2 separate regions of the Homo sapiens genome follow, and region 2 is linked to region 1. Evidence: chromatin loops called from intact Hi-C (ENCODE). Cell type or tissue: OCI-LY7. All regions are shown on one strand. Links, peaks and the distances in the headings refer to the core of each region. The heading gives the core; the rest is flanking DNA. Region 1 overlaps DENND5B (DENN domain containing 5B). Region 2 overlaps BICD1 (BICD cargo adaptor 1).

Region 1 (5,384 bases), core at 232-5,231:
CTCATGCCGGTAGTCTTAACACTTTGGGAGGCCAAGGCAGGCAGATCTCTTGAGCTTAGGAGTTTGAGACCAGCCTGGGCAACATGGCAAAACCCTGCCTCTACTAAAACTACAAAAAAATAGCTGGGCGTAGTGGTGCACACCTCTGGTCCCAGCTACTGGGGAGGCCGAGGTGGGAGGATCACTTGAGCCCAGGAGGTGGAGATTGCAGTAAGCTTGAGATCGTGCCACTGCACTCTACCCTGGGTGACAGAGCGAGACCGTGTCTCAAAAAAAAAAAACTTTAAAATTTTACAATCAGGCCAGGTGCAGTGGCTCATGCCTGGAGTTCCAGCACTTTGAGAGGCCAAGGCAAAAAGATCGCTTGAGTCCAGTTCAAGACTAGCCTGGGCAAAATAGTGACATGCTGTCTCAACAAAAGAACAATTAAAAAGTTAGCTAGGGGCCGGGCACGGTGGCTCATGCCTGTAATCCCAGCACTTTGGGAGGCCGAGGTGAGCAGATCACCTGAGGTCAGGAGTTCGAGACCATCCTGGTCAACATGGTGAAACCGCATCTCTACTAAAAATACAAAAAATAGCTGGCCGTGGTGGTGTGCAGTTGTAATCCCAGCTACTCAGGAGGCTGAGGCAGGAGAATCGCTTGAGCCCGGGAGGCAGAGGTTGCAGTGAGCCGAGATCATGCCATTGCACTCCAGCCTGGGCCACAAGAGCAAAACTCTGTCTCAAAAAAAAAAAAAAAAAGCTAGAGGTCGGACGCGGTGGCTTATGCCTGGAATCCCAACACTTTGGGAGGTTGAGGCCGGTGGATCACCTGAGTTCAGGAGTTCGAGACCAGCCTGGCCAATATGTCAAAACCCCTTCTCTACTAAAAGTACAAAAATTAGCTGGGCGAGGTGGCAGACGCCTGTAATCCCAGCTACTTGGGAGGCCGAGGCTGGAGAATCACTTGAATCCAGGAGGCAGAGGTTGCAGTGAGCCAAGAATGTGCCACTACACTCCAGCCTGAGCGACAAGAGTGAAACTCTAAATAAATAAAGTTAGCCAGGTGTGGTAGCGTGCACCTGTAGTCCCAACTGCTGGGGAGGCTGAGATGGGAGGATTGCTTGAGCCCCAGAGATCAGGGCTGCAGTGAACACTGATTGGGCTGCTGCACTTCAGACTGGGCGACAGAGCTACATCCTGTCTCTAGAAAACCAACAAACAAAAAACCAGAAATGTATGGCTGTGATGGACAAAAATGCTTATGTGCTTAAACCATCTGCCCCCTTTTTGTTTTGAGATAGGGTCTCGCTGTGTTGCCCAGGCTGGAGTGCAGTGGTGGGATCAGAGTTCACTGCATCCTTGACCTCCCTGGCTCAAGGGATCCCCCCTCCTCATCCTCCTGAGTAGCTGGGACTACAAGTGTGTACCACCAGACCTGGCTAATTATGTTTTTTATTTTGTATAGAGACAAGGTCTCACTTTGTTGCCCAGGCTGGTCATGAACTCCTGAGCGCAAGTGATCTGCCCACCTCAGCCTTCCAAGGTGCTAGGTAGGATTACAGACATGAGCCCCCGTGCCTGGCCCTGTCTGCACTTTTTTTTTTTTTTTTTTTTTTTTTTTGGAGATGGAGTTTCACTCCTGTTGCCCAGGCTGGAGTGCAATGGCACAATCTCGGCTCGCTGCAACCTCTGCCTCCCGGGTTCAAGCGATTCTCCTGCCTCAGCCTCCTGAGTAGCTGGGATTACAGGTGTGTGCCACCACACCTGGCTAATTTTTGTATTTTTAGTAGAGACGGGGTTTCACCGTGTTGGTCAGCCTGGTCTCAAGCTCCTGACCTTGTGATCCACCCACCTCGGCCTCCCAAAGTGCTAGGATTACAGGCCACCACATCCAGCCGTTTTCTTTTTTCTTTCTTTTTTTTTTCTGAGGCAGAGTCTCACTCTGTTGCCCAGGCTGGAATGCAGTGGTGCAATCTCAGCTCACTGCAACCTCTGCCTCCCGGGTTCAAGTGATTCTCCTGCCTGAGCTTCCCAAGTAGCTGGGATTTCAGGCGCCTGCCACCACACCCGGCTAATTTTTGTACTGTTAGTAGAGACGGGGTTTTGCCATGTTGGCAAAAAAAAAAAAGAAAAAAAAAGAAGGGAGGACATGCATAACATCTAACCTCTCGTGCTTCCACATTTGAGCAAAGGACAGTGATAGGGCAGTGACATCTAGTGGTCTGTCTGTGGAAGAGCCTCCCTGGGCTCCTCTTGCGTGTGAGTCACCTTAATAGCTTTCAAAGTTGTGGTTTATAGACTTCACGATATGTCCAGAGTGGAGGTTCCATTGTTTATTATTTGTGGTTTTTGCATATTGTTCTGTAAACTTGGGACAGGAAAGTTCTGAAATGCAGTGCTTTAAAGCATTGCCCAAGAAACTCAATACTGTCCAAGAAGTCATCCACCCCTCTTTTTATATAAAACCATATCAGTAATCATGTTCATTTCTATTCAATTTTGTTACAAAATTAATTTTTAAGAAAATTTAAGCAATGAAAACACAATATACACAGTCAGTGTTCACATCTTTAGGTATTCTCGTGCTAATGCTTGAGATTGTTCATACGTTTAATGTTGATATATGCATCATACATACATGATGATATACATGCTGTGAAAACCACTGCTACGAGTATTGAGACTTCTGGTTTGCAAACTAGATCTCATCTTTCTAGACTGAAAGGTTATGATCTCAACTTTTCGTATAAGTACATCTTGATAGCTCATAAAAAGCAAATTATCAATGAAAACCAACAAGAGTTCTTAATATATGTTTTGTTATAAGGAGAATTTTATTCCCGCTTTTTAATTAATTTCTGCATTTTTCTTTCAGTGATTCCGTATAGGTCAGTGATCATCCCAATCAAAAAGCTGAGCAATGCAATAATCACATCAAACCCTTGGATCTGTGTATCAGGAGAGCTGGGAGACACAGGAGTAATGCAGATTCCCAAAAACCTCCTCGAAATGACCTTTGAGGTAGGTTCAGCTAATACCTTTCCTAGAAGAATGTATCACGTGTAGTTTTACAGATGATTCTGTCTGGCTTTTTCATTTTTCCTTGAATCAAATAAAATAGAGGAACACTCAAAGCGTGCAGGATCATTTTTGTGATTATATGTCTAAAGTTGTCTTAAGCAGCTTATATACTAATTTGTTTTGCATTTTCATTGTTAAGCTCTATTTTTCACTTGTAATGATGTGCTTTGGGGCTTTCTAGGTCTTCTCCTACTATTTTCAGGGTCTAGCACAGATTCTAGCAAGCAGGAAATATTCAAATAAATGTTTTCCCCGCGGTGGTTCTCCTCCCTACTGTAAAATGTTTTCTGCCCAAACCTGGTCATCCTTTGGCAAAAGGACAGGAGAGCTGATATTCATGCTTATGGATTTTTTTTTTTTTTTTTTTGAGACGGAATCTTGCTCTTTCGCCCAGGCTGTGCAGTGGTGTGATCTTCACTCGTTGCAACCTCCACCTCCTGGGTTCAAGCATCTGCTTACTGGTTTTAGACCACATGGTGACATTTATAGAATGATTCTATAAAAATGCCTTTTGGCCAGGCGCAGTGACTCATGCCTATAATCTCAACACTTTGGGAGACCAAGGTGAGCAGATTGCTTGAGCCCAGGAGTTTGAGACGACCAGCCTGGGCAACATGGTGAGACTCCATCTCTACAAAAAATACAAAAATTAGCTGGGCATGGTGGCATGCACCTGTAGTCTGGGTACTTGCAAGGCTGAGGTCACTTGAGCCCAGGAGACAGAGGTTGCAGTGAGCCAGGATTGTGCCACTGCACTCCAGCCTGGGTGACAGAGTGAGACTGTGTCTCAAAAAACAAAACAAAACAAACAGCCACCTTTTAATATTGTAGTCAATTTTCAGTCTTACTTGGTGAAATAGTTCCATGGGGTTAAGCCTGTACACAGGTTGATCTTGGTGGAGGAAGAGGACAAATAATTGTTGTGTTTGAGGAAGGAAATGGTACGAACTGAATGTCCCATTCTCATGTTCCTTGGGGTCTCGAAATAGCAGTTTCCACTTAGAGTCATGATGCCCTCCCGCCCCCAGGAGCCCAGTTTGGCCTTATCCATGCAGTAGACTCAAAGCCACCTGTATATAAAATATTAAAACCCTTGGCTTTTCTTCATCTAACAATAATGAAAGTACATTAAAACCCCCATCATTGCCATTTCTAAGCTGTCTCTCTCATGTCTACCTACTTCTTTCCATCTCTGCTGCACAACTAATTCAAGATGCCATCATCCCTAAGTTAGAGCATGGTGATGCCTTCTCACTGAGATACAAAGAATAAAGTGCTTTAAGAACTCGTAGCTCTGGCCGGGCCAGTGGCTCACGCCTGTAATCCCAGCACTTTGGGAGGCCGAGGCAGGCGGATCACCTGAGGTCGGGAGTCTGAGGCCAGCCTGACCAAAATGAAGAAACCCCCTCTCTACTAAAAACACAAAAATTAGCCGGGCATGGTGGCACATGCCTGTAATCCCAGCTTCTCGGGAGGCTGAGGCAGGAGAATCGCTTGAATCCGGGAGGCGGAGGTTGTGGTGAGCGGAGATTGCACCATTGCACTCCAGCCTGGGCAACGAGAGCGAAACTCTGTCTAAAAAAAAAACAAAAAAAAAAAACTCGTAGCTCTAATGGGTACAAAAAAATAGAGTGAATAAGACCTAGTATTTGCTAGCACAGCAGGGTGACTATAGTCAACAATAATTTAACTGTACATTTTAAAATAACTAAAAGTATAATTGGATTGTCACACAAATGATAAATGTTTGAGGTGACAGACACCCCATTTACCCTGATACAGTTATTAGGCATTGCATGCCTATATCAAAATATCTCAATTAATCCATAAATATACACATCTACTAGGTACCCATAAAAATTAAAAATTAAAATTAACCAAAAAAAAGAACTTACAATTCTGATGTTGTCATCCAGCACATTGTTGGGGTCAGTGATCTTTTCATTATCAGATTTTAGAAGTCAGAATTTAATTAGTATTCATTTTTGCTATTCCTATTATCATTGCTTTATTTTGTACTTGTCCACAAAGGACCAGTGAAGATAACTTATTGATAACTATGCCTTTTAAAAAATAGCTTCAAAGACTTCTAGTATATGAGGTCTGAGGTCAGTTCTGCCTTAGTATCTTATTGGAACAGAAAAATATCAACATCTCATGTACCCTATAAATATATATACCTACTGTGTACCCACAAAAAATTTTCTAAAAAAGAAAAGAATATCAGTGTCAGTGATTTTTAAAATCTATAATTGTTTTCTTGACCTCTTTGTAACAAAATCTAAATAGCATCTTTTTCCTGTTTTTAGAAATTATTCT
Region 2 (5,384 bases), core at 186-5,185, 910 kb before region 1:
TTTTCAACAAATGGTGCTGGGACAACTGGATGCCCACGTGTAAAATAGTAATGTTGATCTCTTCCTCATATCATATTCAAAAATTAAGTCAAAATGGATCAAAGACCTAAATGTAAGAGATAAACTATAAAACTCTTAGAGGAAAACCTAGCCATGAATGTTCATGACCTTAGATTAGACAACAGTTTTGTATGACACCAAAAGCACAAACAACAAAAGAAAAAAATACACTAGACACATCAAGATTAAAAAGTTTTTTTAGCTGGGCATAGTGGCATGCGCCTGTAGTCCCAGCTACTCAGAAGGCTAAGGTGGGAGGATTGCTTGAGGCCAGGAGAGTCCAGGGGTTTGAGGCTGCAGTGTGCTATGATTGTGCCTATGAATAGCCACTGCACTCCAGCCTGGGCAACATAGTGAGACCCATCTCTTTTAAAAAAAAAAAAACTCCTTTGTACATCAAAGGACACCATCAAGAAAGTGAAAAGACAACCCACAGAATGGGAGAAAATATTTGCAAATCATAAATCACTTTTATGATGAGGGATTTGTATCCAAATCAGTAAAGAACACTTTCAACTCAGAAATAAAAAGACAACCCAGTCAAAAAATAATCTGAATACACATTTTTCCACAGAAGATATAAAAGAGCAGATAAGCACATGAAAAGATGCTCAACATCATAGCCATCAAGGAAATACAAGTCAAGATGATAATGAAATACCACTTCACATCCACCAGGATGGCTATGATTGAAAAGGCACATAATAACAAGTGTTAGTGAGAATGTGGAGAAATCGGAACACTCATACACTGCTGGTGGGGATAAAAAAATGGTACACTCGATTTGTTTTCAAAACTAGCAGTTCCTCAGAAGGTAAAACATAGAATTACCATATGACCCAGCATTTCCACCTCTAGTATTAACTCCCCCGGGAATTAAAACATACGTGCACACGAAAACTTGTACACAAATGTTCATAGCAGCTTTATTGATAATAGCTAAAAAAACAAACAACTAAAGTGTCCATCAACTGATGAATGGTTACATGAAATGTGGTATCTGCATACCATGGAGTATTATTTGACAACAGAAAGAAATGAAAATGAAGTGCTGATATATTACAGCATGGACGAACCTTTAAAATGTTATGCTAAGTGAAAGAAGCCAGTCACAAAAGACCACACATTGTATGATTCCATTTATTTTTATTTTATTTATTTATTGATAGGGTCACGCTCTTTCACCTAGGCTGGAGTGCAGTGGCATGGTCATGGCTCACTGCAGCCTTGACCTCCTCCCAGACTCAAGCAATCCTCCCACCTCAGCGACCCTAGTAGCTGGGACTATAGGCACGCACCACCGTGCCCAGCTAATTTTTTCTGGGTATTTTTGGTAGAGATGGGGTTTTGCCATGTGGCCCAGGCTGGTCTCAAACCCCTGGCCTCAAGCTATCCTCCTGCCTCAGCCTTCCGAAGTGCTGGGATTACAGGTATGAGCCACTGCGCCCAGCTAGTTTGTAATCTCTAACTATAAAATCTGTAATAGTTTAGCCATTTGTCAGCTTTGTACTAGGAAATAATTATACTTGTCACTTTAAGTTTCAGAACCCAAGAACTAACCAATCTTGTTTTCATTAATGTCATCCTATAAATATTCTGTGAGTGTTTAAGCAGAGATAATATTTCACTTGTTCGACTGTCTCTGTGTAGCAACTCCACTTACTAGATTTTTGACCTTGAACTAATGACATAACACAGTCATGCCTCAGTTTCCCTATCTATAATATGAAGATAATAATACTCTCTACCCCATACAGTTGTTATAAGCAGCAACCAATTAAGCAAATATATAAAAATTGCTTTGAACTCTTATGGGACATATAGCAAATTACCATCACCACTTAACATCAATCATTATAGAAAAAACTAAAATTGCCTTTAATAGAGTGGATCAAAACATAATATGAATATATTTCTTCCACATCCATGAGGATGCAACAGAATATATTAATTTTAGTTTTACAGAAACATTACTGTTTTCTCATACTACATGTGAAATTATATACCCAGCATAATACTGAAAAAAAAAATCCAAAGAGTTTTCCCCTGCTTAGTTTGACTCTATGCAGATGTAAAGTTAGAGGCTATTTATCAAAGACAGAAATTTCAGCACAAGCATACAGGACACCTTTAAATTGATTAAGTAATTTAGTTAGTATTTCCAGACAGAATCTACTTATTTTCATTCTAATAAAACTAATTAAGGTATTTGACTGCCACTGGAAAATGTCAATTACAACCTATTTGAAATAATGAGGTCTTGAGGGCACCAAAAAACCAAAATAATTTATCCGATAATACTCTGAAAAACTTCTCTCATGAATAAAGGATGACACTCATTGAACTATTCACTATCAAGGACTATTGTCAAGTTTATAGAGACTGAGGTGAATCAAAATGTTTTCTTACTGTATTTTTTGTGTATATGTTTCTGTATTATGTGAAACTTAGCATGATTAGCTAAGTTTAAAATATTCCTGTATTTTATTCCATAACCTAGGAAGGCATACAATTCAGTAAAATATTCACTCTAATTTATTCTGAGAAAAAGCTCTCCCTAATTTAGATACAGGCTTACCACCACTTGCCTTTCCCATACTTTTTATAATTTATGTATTGACCGTTTATACACAGGGATAGTGGGGACCTTCTTGGCATCTCGAAACCTGATGGCAGTTTCCAGGACAATAATAATTTATAAAATGTTATGACTTATACACAGTTTCATATTTACCATCCCATTTGGTCCTCACAATTCTACAGAGGAGGCATGGCATTATCACCAGGGCTTCAATGCAGAAGTCTGCAGGTTGTATGCAAACAACTCCAGGAGGTGCTATTTAAATTGTAGTAGCTATAAATGTTTATACTTGTTATTACCATTTCCCAGCAGATGGCAGTATGATGGCTTCAAGAAGGAGACCTGATTTTTGTTTTGTTTTGTTTTTTCCATAGTTCCAACAAAGGCATGGCAGAGACAAATGGTGGGGCTAATTTATTACCTTCCCCTTTTGAATGAGCCTCAGAGAAGCAAAACAATTCACTCAACATTCCTGATAATTAAGGCAGAGGTGAGGACTAAGATCTGATTTTTTTTTATCTTGCCCAAATTCCTATCTAAGGGGTCTGGGGAGTTCATGCCCTACAAACCATAAATTCTCATCGGATGCGTTTTATTTAACCCTGTATATCAAGAGTTACTTTCCAATCTGATACTGGCAAAGAAAGAAAACCAAAATATATTTCCTTGCCATACCTTGAAATTGCCCTGCAAAGTCTCTTGTGGGAAAAATCCACATTCTGTAGAGAATCCCCTTTCCCCGCTTTGTTTTCCTTCCTTCCTTTCCAGATCCAGGAGATAATCAGCTAAGAGCCAGGCACCCTTCTAAGTGCAATAAGAAACATTTTACAACCTGCTCTCTCTGAAGTCAGCTATCTGAGAGCTTCCTCTGCACAATAAAACTTGGTCTCCACAATCCTTTATCTTAACCTGAACATTTTCTTTCCATTGATCCCACGCCTTCAGACAAACTCAACCAATTGTCAACCAGAAAATGTTTAAATTTACCTATAGCCTGGAAGCCCCCGCTGTGAGCTGTCCCACCTTTCTGAACCAAACCAATGTATTTCTTTCTTTTTTCTTTTTTTTGAGACAGAGTCTTGATCTGTCGCAGGCTGGAGTGCAGTGGCGCGATCTCGGCTCACTGCAACCTCCGCCTCCTGGGTTCAAGTGATTCTCCTGCCTCAGCCTCCCAAGTAGCTGGGACTACAGGCATGCATCACCATGCCCAGCTAATTTTTGTATTTTTTTTAGTAGAGATGGGGTTTCACCATGTTGGCCAGGATGGTCTCAATCTCTTGACTTCATGATCCACCCACCTTGGCCTCCCAAAGTGTTGGGATTACAGGCGTGAGCCACCGCACCCGGCCCAATGTATTTCTTAAATGTATTTAATTGATGTCTCATGCCTCCCTAAAATATATAAAACCAAGCTGTACCCCGACCACCTTGGGCATATGTTCTCAGGACCTCCTGAGGGCTATGTCACAGGCCATGGTCACTCATACTTGGCTCAGAATAAATCTCTTAAAATATTTTACAGAGTTTGACTTGCTTCGTCGACAGAGGCATTTTTTTTTCCTGGAACCAGGTTAAATAAATACCTATGGATGGGAAAACATAAATCATGGGCATACATTGAGCCTTGTAGGAGAAGAAAAGGCCGAAAGGGTATATGGACTAGGTATACTGTTTTCAAAGGAGTTCTTTAAAAACAAATTAATGTATTTATTTTAACTGACAAAAATTGTACATATTTATCATGTACAACATGATGTTTTGAAATATGTAGGCAAAGTGGAAATTGAGCTAATTATGACATGCATGACCTGACATACTTATCATGTTTGTGGTGATGTAACTGAGCCTATATTATCAAAATCATTAAACGTTTGTTTTTTACTTATTTTCCTTTCTCTTTGTCCTTTTCTTCCTCCATGCATGACTGCTTGCACGTAGTCATTCGGTAGACGGTAGTCACTAATAATTGATTAACTTTGCATCCTAACCCTGGCAGCCAGTAAGATTAATGAACTTGTTTTCCTTTCAAAGAACAATGATCCTTAGGTCATGCAGACCTCCTTGATGGCATCCAGAAGTCTGATTGAGCTGCGGGACACAAACAACTTTGATCATTGGGGGATTTCATTCTCCTGCACAGCTGCCTTACTCACAAAAACCCCCAGTTACGTTCAAAGGCAGGTAGGATTTGACCGATTGCCTCTCCCACAATGTCATTTTTGGAAAAATGAATACACCTTTCTCTGCTGCTAAGCACTGATGTGTCAGTATTTGGCTTACTGCCCATCCAACACGTGGACCTACATTTAGGGGTTCTACAACACTGAGAACACTTAAAATCTACTCTTTTATTTTCAATACAATACATTGTTATTAACTACAGTCACTGTGTTGTACTATAGATCTCTTGAACTTACTCCATCAAAGGGGTACTTGATCAGAAGGAAGAAAACCTGAACTGCTGCATATCACCTGGTTCAGGGAGTTACAGCCTTGCCTGTGCCCCTCTACACTGTCATGAGCTGTTAGCTAAGCACAGCTGTTGGATTAGAGGCACAAGGCGGCCTCTCCCATGCAGTGTTTTGGATCCAGGCCAGGAGAAATCCTAAGAGATAAAGGAACTATGAAAATACAAACTGTCAGGGATAGCATTAGGAGATATACCTAATGTAAATAACGAGTTAATGGGTGCAGCACACCAACATGGCACATGTATACATATGTAACAAACCTGCACATTGTG

What was found. Hi-C counts contacts between places; a loop is a spot of excess contacts. Peaks named below come from ENCODE experiments on the same cell type or tissue, not always from the same donor. Only the 100,000 strongest peaks of a DNase experiment are listed, where the experiment ranks them.
Region 2: a loop joins it to region 1, with 5 times the contacts of the local background. A loop is called at or near these places in 23 of 110 quality-filtered maps.

Annotation. Positions count from the first base shown.
Region 1 is chr12:31,400,119-31,405,502 of GRCh38, reverse strand. DENND5B (DENN domain containing 5B) reads left to right here. Exons shown (of 21, transcript NM_144973.4): 15 at 2,860-3,005. Among named protein-coding and RNA genes, the nearest start is that of LINC02387, 34 kb to the right of the region's middle. RefSeq lists an enhancer at 253-392. In OCI-LY7, for the core only: a CTCF peak has its summit at 2,208 (motif pointing left); DNase peaks (open chromatin) are centred at 282, 1,122 and 2,182; H3K4me3 peaks cover 52 bases; H3K27ac peaks cover 1,665 bases.
Region 2 is chr12:32,309,822-32,315,205 of GRCh38, reverse strand. All of the region lies in intron 4 of BICD1 (BICD cargo adaptor 1), which reads right to left. Among named protein-coding and RNA genes, the nearest start is that of FGD4, 87 kb to the left of the region's middle. In OCI-LY7, for the core only: CTCF peaks have their summits at 2,736 and 2,935 (motif pointing right); a DNase peak (open chromatin) is centred at 2,935.